2 separate regions of the Mus musculus genome follow, and region 1 is linked to region 2. The links are chromatin loops, found by intact Hi-C in ENCODE. Cell type or tissue: gastrocnemius. All regions are shown on one strand. Links, peaks and the distances in the headings refer to the core of each region. The heading gives the core; the rest is flanking DNA. Region 1 holds the start of Urod (uroporphyrinogen decarboxylase). Region 2 has its middle 5.9 kb from the start of Plk3.

Region 1 (4,383 bases), core at 177-4,176, 140 kb after region 2:
GGCCCTCAGACCTGGGAATGGCTCCCAGCAGTGGGCATTTTGTCACTGTTAACTACGGAGGCTTCAGAGATTCTATCACAATTCAATATATTCATTCCATCTCTATGCTGCTGGGATGCCTGTGGATCCCAACTCAGCTCCTTTCAGATGAGCCCAACCACCTCTACGGCTCTAAGGTTGGCTTATACCCAGCACTGTATACTATCTTTGGTCTCGAAGTGTATTGGCTAGTTTTGTGTCAACTTGACACGGGTTGGAGTTATCACAGAAAAAGGAGCTTCAGTTGGGGAAATGCCTCCACGAGATCCAACTGTAAGGCATTTTCTCAATTAGTGATCAAGGGGGGAGGTCCCCTTGTGAGTGGTGCATCTCTGGGCTGCTAGTCTTGGGTTCTATAAGAGAGCAGGCTGAGCAAGCCAGGGGAAGCAAGCCAGCAAAGAACATCCTTCCATGGCTTCTACATCAGCTCCTGATTTCTGACCTGCTTGAGTTCCAGTCCTGACTTCCTTTGGTGATGAACAGTATTGTGAATATGTAAGCCGAATAAACCCTTTCCTCCCCAACTTGCTTTTTTTTTTTTTTTTTTTTTTGGTTTTTCGAGACAGGGTTTCTCTGTATATCCTTAGCTGTCCTGGAACTCACTTTGTAGACCAGGCTGGCCTCGAACTCAGAAATCTGCCTGCCTCTGCCTCCCAAGTGCTGGGATTAAAGGCGTGTGCCACCACGCCTGGTGCCCCAACTTGCTTTTTGGTTATGATGTTTGTGCAGGAATAAAAACCCCGACTAAGACACGAAGCTTTACCCTAACTCCAAGTCCACTCTCTTCTCTCCTCTCCACATTATCAGCCTGCCCTCACCCATATCCTGAAACTCCTTATAGTCCTGAGCCCTACCTCGACACTCAACGATTCGGATCTCAATGATTGGAAGGTGGACGGTCATGTCCTCTAATACACAGACATCCCCGATCAGGGTCCTAGGAGCCAAGTATAAAGCAGTTCAGGTATTTGCTGCCACAGGCCTTCAGGAACCTCTGGGGTTCCATTCAAGCTAAGCTTGGTCCCGCCCCCGCCCCCAGGACAGCTTACTCACTCATCAATGTTCACGTCACTCAGCTTCTTCAGGTTGTCCCCTTCACCCCCATAGACTACTACCCGTTTCGGCATGAAGTTGTCATCTGTGGTATCCACTGTGAGTAGCAGCTTCCTGAGGACCCAGAGTATGTATCTGAATGAGTCTCTAGGCACCCGCAGCACATGGCTCATCCACCCTGTCATGCCCAGAGCCCACTCACTTGACAATTGTGCCTTTCTTCATGGTAAGCCGTACCCAGTGTTGGCACTGGGACCCATCACTCTCCCAGTAGGTATCTGCGTTGCTATCTGTCAGGCAGGACACATTGAACTCCTCCTAAGGTAAGGGCAGAGAGGTGCTGTCACACTGGGCATGTGTGTTGGGTCAGGGAACAGAAACAGCAGAGTTGGAGTGGGTGTGGGATAGGAAGGGTGTCTGGGGTCCTTAGAGGGGTTCCAAGGGTAGTGGGACTAAGTATGGTCTATGGGGACATGGGTTTGGCCCTAGTTTGGTGATGGGAGTTCTGGACCTAGCATTGAGGGATGTGACTGTATCTAGGCACAGGAGGAGTCCAGTACCCACCGTATAGGAAGAAACATCTATGCTCTCCACATACTGCTTCACACTACCCAGGTTCTCATCTTCTTTGCCCAGGTGGTCATATAAGAAGTGGATCAGGTCCTCGTCGCACTCATATGTCCATGTTGGGGGCACATAGCTAAATAGCCCCAAGCCCCTAATTAGGTTGGATTCAGGCCCTGCTCCCTCCTCTCCCACCCCGTTCCAGATAACTCACAGTAGCCTTTGTATAGCTTCTGTATATGCCTCTGCTGGCTGAGGCCTGGATCCCAGGCGATGTGAATAGGTCAGGTCCACTACCTGTTCCCATCTGTAGGCACAGAGTGGAGTAAATGAGGAGGGAGGTACGGGGAAACAGGACACCACCTTCAGGATCTGGAGCCTTGGAGTTCTAGCTCCAAGCCTAGAAGCCTCATCCCCCTTCAGGTCTCATCTCTGCCAGTTCTTACCCCACCTCCACCCAAATCTCTCTCTCTCACACAACCCAAGGTTTAGATTTTGGTTGTGTTTCGAAACCCTCCGCATCCGCCAGACACCAAATAGCGTCCTTTGAGTTGCAGGACCTGAGCACCGGCCGGTAGTCCACGCCAAATAGCTGCTGCTGCCGCTGCAGGTGGTCGGGAGTGTCAATAGGTACAAGGCGGGCTCCGCCCTCTGCTGGTCGACACACTAGAAGCCAGCCTTCGTCCAGACTACAGTCACTCAGGTGTTCGGCCAGCTGCTCCTGCAGGGACGAGTCAGATGGGGACAGAAATCAACTCAATTGCTCGCCCAGCCCAGCCCGGGGCAAAGAGCACGGAAAGCAATGCCAGCTCATTATGGGATAAGGGGGCGGAACAACCAGGGCTCTGGCTAGATCCAGGGGGTCTTTTGTGGGGTCCCTGCCATCCGGGGCGCACCTTGGTCAACTTCACCCAGAGCCCGTGGCCGTTGCACAGCTCCTCGCCAGTGGTGCGCACACAGGCGCCGCGCCGGAGCTCGATACTGTCACGGGCGGCGCGCAGGGGTCCAGAGCCTGTGCCCGGGGCAGCGCCCACGGCTCCCACACGCAGCCCCAGGCCCTCTGCTTCCCACACGGGCAGCAGCACGCGCGAGGGTCCCGCCGGGTCCTTGTACAGCTTGTAGAGCACTTCCCGCGGCACGAAAGCTAGCGCCGCAGGCAGTGGCAGCCCGGCCCGGAGGCTCCGCGCCGCCTCCGCCAGGAAGCGCACGCGACCCAGGAGCTGCCGCGGGGACTCAAGCGCCGCGCCGGGGCCAGGGCCGGCCATAGCGAAGCCGCTGAAGTGAGACTCGTCCAGGGAAACCCTGGCCGGCCGCAGCCAGGGGACAGCAAGCAGAGCTTCCCACCACACCCGGCCCCACCTCCCACCCTACCTTACCGTATGTTTTAGATTAAATGCACAACCTATTACCACCATAGTGTCAGGTGTTCCTATTTTGTAACCCGCCACCGAGTGCTACTATCCTTGTTCAGTCTTTATTCGACCCACTCTGATGATTTGGAGTCCTGTCTTTGTCTCCCCGTCCCCAACGAATATTACATTTGAAGAAATCTTTTTGTTGTTATTGTGTTGTTTTGTTTCTCTGTGTAGTCCTGGCTGTCCTGGAACTCACTACAGTCTGTAGATCAGGTTAGCCTCAAACTCAAAGATCCTCGCACCTCTACCATCCGACTGCTGGGATTGAAAGCGTGAGCCACCACACCAGGCTTGAGAAATCTTATAAAAATTGTTCAACTATCCTAGGGGGCGTGTGACTAAAATGTTTGGTAGAATGACCCCTTTTCCAGTCACTGATAGGAATGTACAATCGTTCTGGATAGATGCTATTTGTTGTTTCTAATTCCAGGAGACTAATAATCGTTGCCCACTTAAATGCGATTTTGGCTTCCTAGACGATTGCTAGAGCAGTTCCTGTCCTGCTCAGCACTCTTACCACTTCTACAAATTGGTTAGTAGTGTAAATGTAGAGCCTAAAATCTTCGGTTTCTATACAGCTAGACGACATTGTGAGACTCATGGACTGGAGTGAGAGCGAGGCTTGTACTAAGTCTTCTATACCACAGATGAGAAAAGTTTTAACATGTATTGGGAAGTCATTTCTTTGGGGCATTTGCTACTGCGTCGCAACAGTGGACTTTACGGTAAAAAATTGTTTGGGTCCTACGGGCAGCAGGGAGGGCAGCCCCACAGCTGTCACTGGATCGGTCACGTGGTTCTCAATATGGCGCCGCCCAGGGTTCTCTTCAGGAAGGGGCGGGGACTGGGGTGTCGGGGCGGAGCCTCAGATTAAAGCGGAGACCGCTCAGTTACTGTTTACCATGGAGGCGAACGGGTTCGGGTGAGTTTTCTGCTGCACGCGCTTGTGGCTACGTTACTTTCTGATCCGAGTCTTCCAATTCAGGGATATGTCCTTAAACTCTTATTTTTATTGGAGCTCTCCAAGTCTGAACCCAAGTCGCTGAGATTCCAAATCTTGCAGTCATGGAACAGAACCTTTCCCGCTCCCTGCCCCCCCCTCTTCCCGCAGTCTCCATTCCAGGGACTACCGTGCGGGACTGCGTCCCGAGACTTTCTTTCGAGGTGACTCAGAACTTCTAACTAGCACCTGGGACCATCAGCTTTGATCCTTTCTCGTTTTGGGGATCCCAGCTTCTCATGCTTGCCGCTCGGTTCCCCAAATTAACTCCTTTCCCCTAATCCCCTTACTGGATCTTCATTCCACTTCTCT
Region 2 (4,383 bases), core at 264-4,263:
GGCCTCGAACTCACAGAGATCCACCTGCCTCCTGAGGGCTGGGATTAGTGTGTTACCACTGCCTCGGCTTGCTTTAAATTTAAAAATTACACTAACTTATTCACTTATTCTGTGTATAGGTAAGTCAGTTCTTTCCCTCTACCATGTGAGTTCTGGGTACTGAATTCAAGTTGTTAGTGGCAAGTGTTTTAACTCAGGGGACCCTTCACACTTTTGAAACTTAAAGTTATTTATTTGGTTATCATCAACACCCCCACCATCATCATCACAGCTGTGTGTGTATACAATGGGCATGTGCAGGTCAGAGGATAAATTTGTGGAATCTCTTTCCCCCTTTATATGGGTTTTGAGGGTGGGACAGGGGTCACCAGTCTTACATGGCAACCGTTTTGTTCTTGTAGAATGTAACTCTGTACGCCATGCTGGCCTCCCTCGATCCAGGAGGTGGGTTGTAGCACATCACAGATAATGAGATCTCCTTGCAGATTAGCCAGGTGTTTGCTCCTGAGTCTGAATCCTAACCTCTTATTCTTGCCCTGTCTTAGCTTCTGATCAAGAGATATATGACTCTGAGTTGCCAAGGGAACCAGGAGTCTAGACCATATGCTCAACAGAGCAGACACAGCATTCAGGGATGGACACACAGAGAGCTCAGAAAAATCTCAGGCTCTCAGCCCTGGAAAGATGAGGCAAGCTGGATCTGCCCACGGGAAGCTGAGTTAACCTTGGGGAAACTGTTTCATCCTGTGAACTTTTATTTCCTTCTGAGGATTATAATCACTTCCATATCACAGGCTTACTGGAAGCAATCAATACACTAAATGCCCAGGTCGGCTCCTGGGCCATGGGAGGCCCACAGATGGGGAGCAGCTGTCAGGGAGAGGAGGCACAGGCAGGCCCTTCTATTACAGCATCCCCAGAATACTGTCCATAGAATACTGTCTACATGCACAGGGCCCCTTGGTTTGATACCATGGCGGAGAGTTGAGAAAGATAATGACATCTAGAAAGCTCCTCCTGGTATCCTGGCTCCCAAAAGAAGATTCAAATAGCTTGTTCACCTTCCAAGTTGCGCAGTTGTCTGGGGGTATAGCTCTGTGGTAGATTCTTTTCATTTTAAAATTTATTTATATATTTTTTAATAAATATATTAATGCTCTATCTGCACATACATCTTTGTGCCAGAAGAGGGCATCAGATCCCTTTATAGATTAAGTCATGAGCCACCTGTAATTTCTGGGAATGAACTCAGGACCTCTAGAAGAGCACCCGGTGCTTTTTTTTTTCCCCCCCAATTTTTTATTAGGTATTTTCTTCATTTACATTTCAAGTGCTATCCCGAAAGTCCCTTATACCCTCCCCACGCAGCCAGTGCTTTTAACCACTGGGGCATCTTACCAGCTCTTAGATTACTTTCTAGATGGCCTTGGACTCAATCTCCAGCACTGGAGAGAGAATGAGAAAGACAGTTGTGCAGGGGGCTCGCAGTGCCATGTTGTGGCTGAGGGTACAAGCCAGGGGAGGAAAGCAAAGAAAGGGGACAGGACATCCCTGGAGGGATTCGGGTGAGGGTCCTGTCTTGAGTGGCAAATGTAGGTCAGATGGCCTGAGCTCAGCCTTCGATCTGAAGCCTAGCAAGAGCTTGGCATCAGACGCTTGGTGAGAACATCTCTTCAGTGTTGGAAAGGAGAACCGGAGAGCCGGGAGTGGGGCCACAGCGTCAGCTGTCAGCTTCACCTCCCCAGAAGCCCATTAAGGCTATCCTGCCCACCATTACCCCAGACCCACTTCCAGACTCCGGTGGCATTGGCTGACTCCAAATAACTCTTTTATCAAACCCCAAAGCGTAATCTAGCCTTCCAAGGTTGTCCACAAGCAGTCTACCTGTTGGCTGCCTACCTACTTTTAGGCAACTTGGGAACCTTGCAAAGTTAGGAAGGGAAAGAATACTTCTAACCCCACCCTCCAGCTTGCAGAATCATTTTAGGGTCCAGTCCTTGAAGTGTTTCAGATATATATATTTGGTTTTGGTTTTTTGAGACAGGGTTTCTCTGTATAGCCCTGGCTGTCCTGGAACTCACTTTGTAGACCAGGCTGGCCTCGAACTCAGAAATCCGCCTGCCTCTGCCTCCCTGAGTGCTGGGATTAAAGGGGTGTGCCACCACCACGCCCAGCTGTGTTTCAGCTATTTTTAACTTTTGGTTAAAAAGTAAGGGTTTTGGTTTGGGCTTTATTATTATTTTTATTATTATGGTTCTTTTGTTTGGAGATGGCCTACTGTAGCCAGCTAGCTTGGAATTTACTATTTAGCTGAGACTGATCTTGAACCTCTACCTCCTGGGTGATAGGATTGTAGGTGGTGATGCTGGTCTAGGCTTATGTCACAAAGGGCCAACTGCGCTAACCCCCAGGTGTTTTCTTCTCTTCCTCCTTATTTTTCTTTCTTTTGGTTTTTCTTTTTTGTTTTTAAAAGATTCATTTATTTTATGCATGAGTGCTCTATCTGCATGTACACTTGAAGGCCAGTAGAGGGCATCAGCTCCCAGTACAGATGGTTGTGAGCCACCACGTGGTTGCTGGGGATTGAATTCAAGACCTTTGGTAGAACAGGCGGTGCTCTTAACTACTGAACCATCTCTCCAGCTTTCTTTTGTTTTTTTCAAAACAGGGTCTCACTGTGTAGCCCTGCCTGTCTTGGAACATGTTCTGTAGAGTAGGCTGGCCTCAAACTCAGAGATCTGCCTGTCTTTGCCATTTGAGTGCTGGGATAAATGGTGTGTGCTATCACCACCTGGTTCTAGTTGTTTTCCTAGACAGTGTCCTTTACAGTTCAGGCTTCCCTACAAACTATGTATGAGAGGCTGACCTTGAACTCCTGATCTTCTGCCTCCCACTGCCAAAGGCTGTGGTTATAGGTGTGTGCCACTATTCCTGGTTTGTGCAATGCTAGGGTTCAAACCCATTGTTTGGTTCTAGGGATTGTCAGATCGCAAAAAAAATCTCATGACAAATGGCCAACTATGGTGCCTTAGCACATCGAGCTGTCTGCTGGACCTCTAGGCTCACTCAGCACCTGCAGCTCCTTCCCGATCTCCTCACCCCTACCTCCCACGCTCTGCCTAAAACCTCAGCAGCCCAGGGGCTTGGCTTCCCCTCCCCTCCCCTGCCCTCCCCTCCCCTCCCCTCCCCTCTCCTCCCCTCCCCTGCCCTCCCCTCCCCTCCTCTCCCTTCCCCTCCCCCTAACTCAGCCTCAAGCTCTCTGTCCTCTTGGTCTTCTTCGCTTCCTCTCTCATTCATCCTCTACCACTCCCACCCCCACCCCCACCCCCACCCCCACCCTCATGCTCCTGCTCTGTCTGCTGGTCTTGTTCGGTCTATTTCTTTCTCTCCTTGTTCAGGTCTCTTCCAGGTGCCCTCTGGCTGTTCTCGCCCTGAAATCTACAATAAAAACCTCCTTAGCCACACCCAGGAGCTGACAGGTGTTCTCAGTTTCATTTAGGGATCAAACCTCATGCCTGCTAGACCAAGGAGTCTCCCAATGGCGCTCCACCCCCACCCCAACTTGTAGTTCTTTATGGACCCGTGAGCCCTCACTTCAGGCCGCCAGGAGCACAGGATCCTGAGCCGTGCTACGCCTGCTTGACTTTTACCCAGCTCTCAGGGTTCACTTTAGAAATCTTACCCGGTTCGGGCGTGGTGGCGCATGCAGGCGGATTTCTGAGTTCGAGGCCAGCCTGGTCTACAAAGTGAGTTCCAGGACAGTCAGAGTTACATAGAGAAACCCTGTCTTGAAACAACAACAAAACAAACAAATTCATAGTTAAGACTTGGTTTAAGATTATGTAACTAAAGCTGGCCATGGTGGCCTTTAGTCCCAGCACTCGGGAGGCAGAGGTAGGCAGATCTCTGAGTTCGAGGCCAGCCTGGGCTACTGAGGGAGCCTCCGTCCCTCTCCTTGGCTTACACATGATGATCTTCCCTGCATTAACCTTTTTTTTTTGTTTTGTTTTTTTGTTTGTTTGTTTTTCGAGACAGGGTTTCTCTGTGTAGCCCTGGCTGTCCTGGCACTCACTTTGTAGACCAGGCTGGCCTCGAACTCAGAAATCTGCCTGTCTGTGCCTCCCAAGTGCTGGGATTAAAAGCGTGCACCACCACCCCGGGCTTGTGGTTTGGTTTTTCAAGACAAGAGTCCCTCTGTGTAGCCCTGGCTGTCCTGGAACTCATTCTGTAGACCAGGCCAGTCTTGAGTTGCTTGTTTTCATTCATCAGGCCAAGATGATCTGGGTCGGTGATTAACAGAAATCAGCTCCTGTTTCTTAGTCTCTAACCTTCGTGTGTGCGCACCAACACCTGTACACCAACACATGTAATTTTAAATTCTGT

The links. A loop is a pair of places that touch in the nucleus more often than their neighbours do. Peaks named below come from ENCODE experiments on the same cell type or tissue, not always from the same donor. Only the 100,000 strongest peaks of a DNase experiment are listed, where the experiment ranks them.
Region 1: a loop joins it to region 2, with 4 times the contacts of the local background. A loop is called at or near these places in 29 of 42 quality-filtered maps.

The regions. Positions count from the first base shown.
Region 1 is chr4:116,993,941-116,998,323 of GRCm38, reverse strand. Urod (uroporphyrinogen decarboxylase) reads left to right here and starts at 3,911. Exons shown (of 10, transcript NM_009478.4): 1 at 3,911-3,993. The coding sequence starts at 3,974. Hectd3 (HECT domain E3 ubiquitin protein ligase 3) reads right to left here and starts at 2,990. Exons shown (of 21, transcript NM_175244.4): 1 at 2,553-2,990; 2 at 2,217-2,377; 3 at 1,871-1,963; 4 at 1,657-1,792; 5 at 1,295-1,410; 6 at 1,093-1,206; 7 at 894-976. The coding sequence starts at 2,921. In gastrocnemius, for the core only: CTCF peaks have their summits at 2,320 (motif pointing left) and 2,940; DNase peaks (open chromatin) are centred at 2,317, 2,869 and 3,885; H3K4me3 peaks cover 2,674 bases; H3K27ac peaks cover 2,543 bases.
Region 2 is chr4:117,137,633-117,142,015 of GRCm38, reverse strand. No RefSeq gene overlaps it. Among named protein-coding and RNA genes, the nearest start is that of Plk3, 5.9 kb to the right of the region's middle. In gastrocnemius, for the core only: CTCF peaks have their summits at 1,176 (motif pointing right) and 2,523 (motif pointing right); a DNase peak (open chromatin) is centred at 2,585.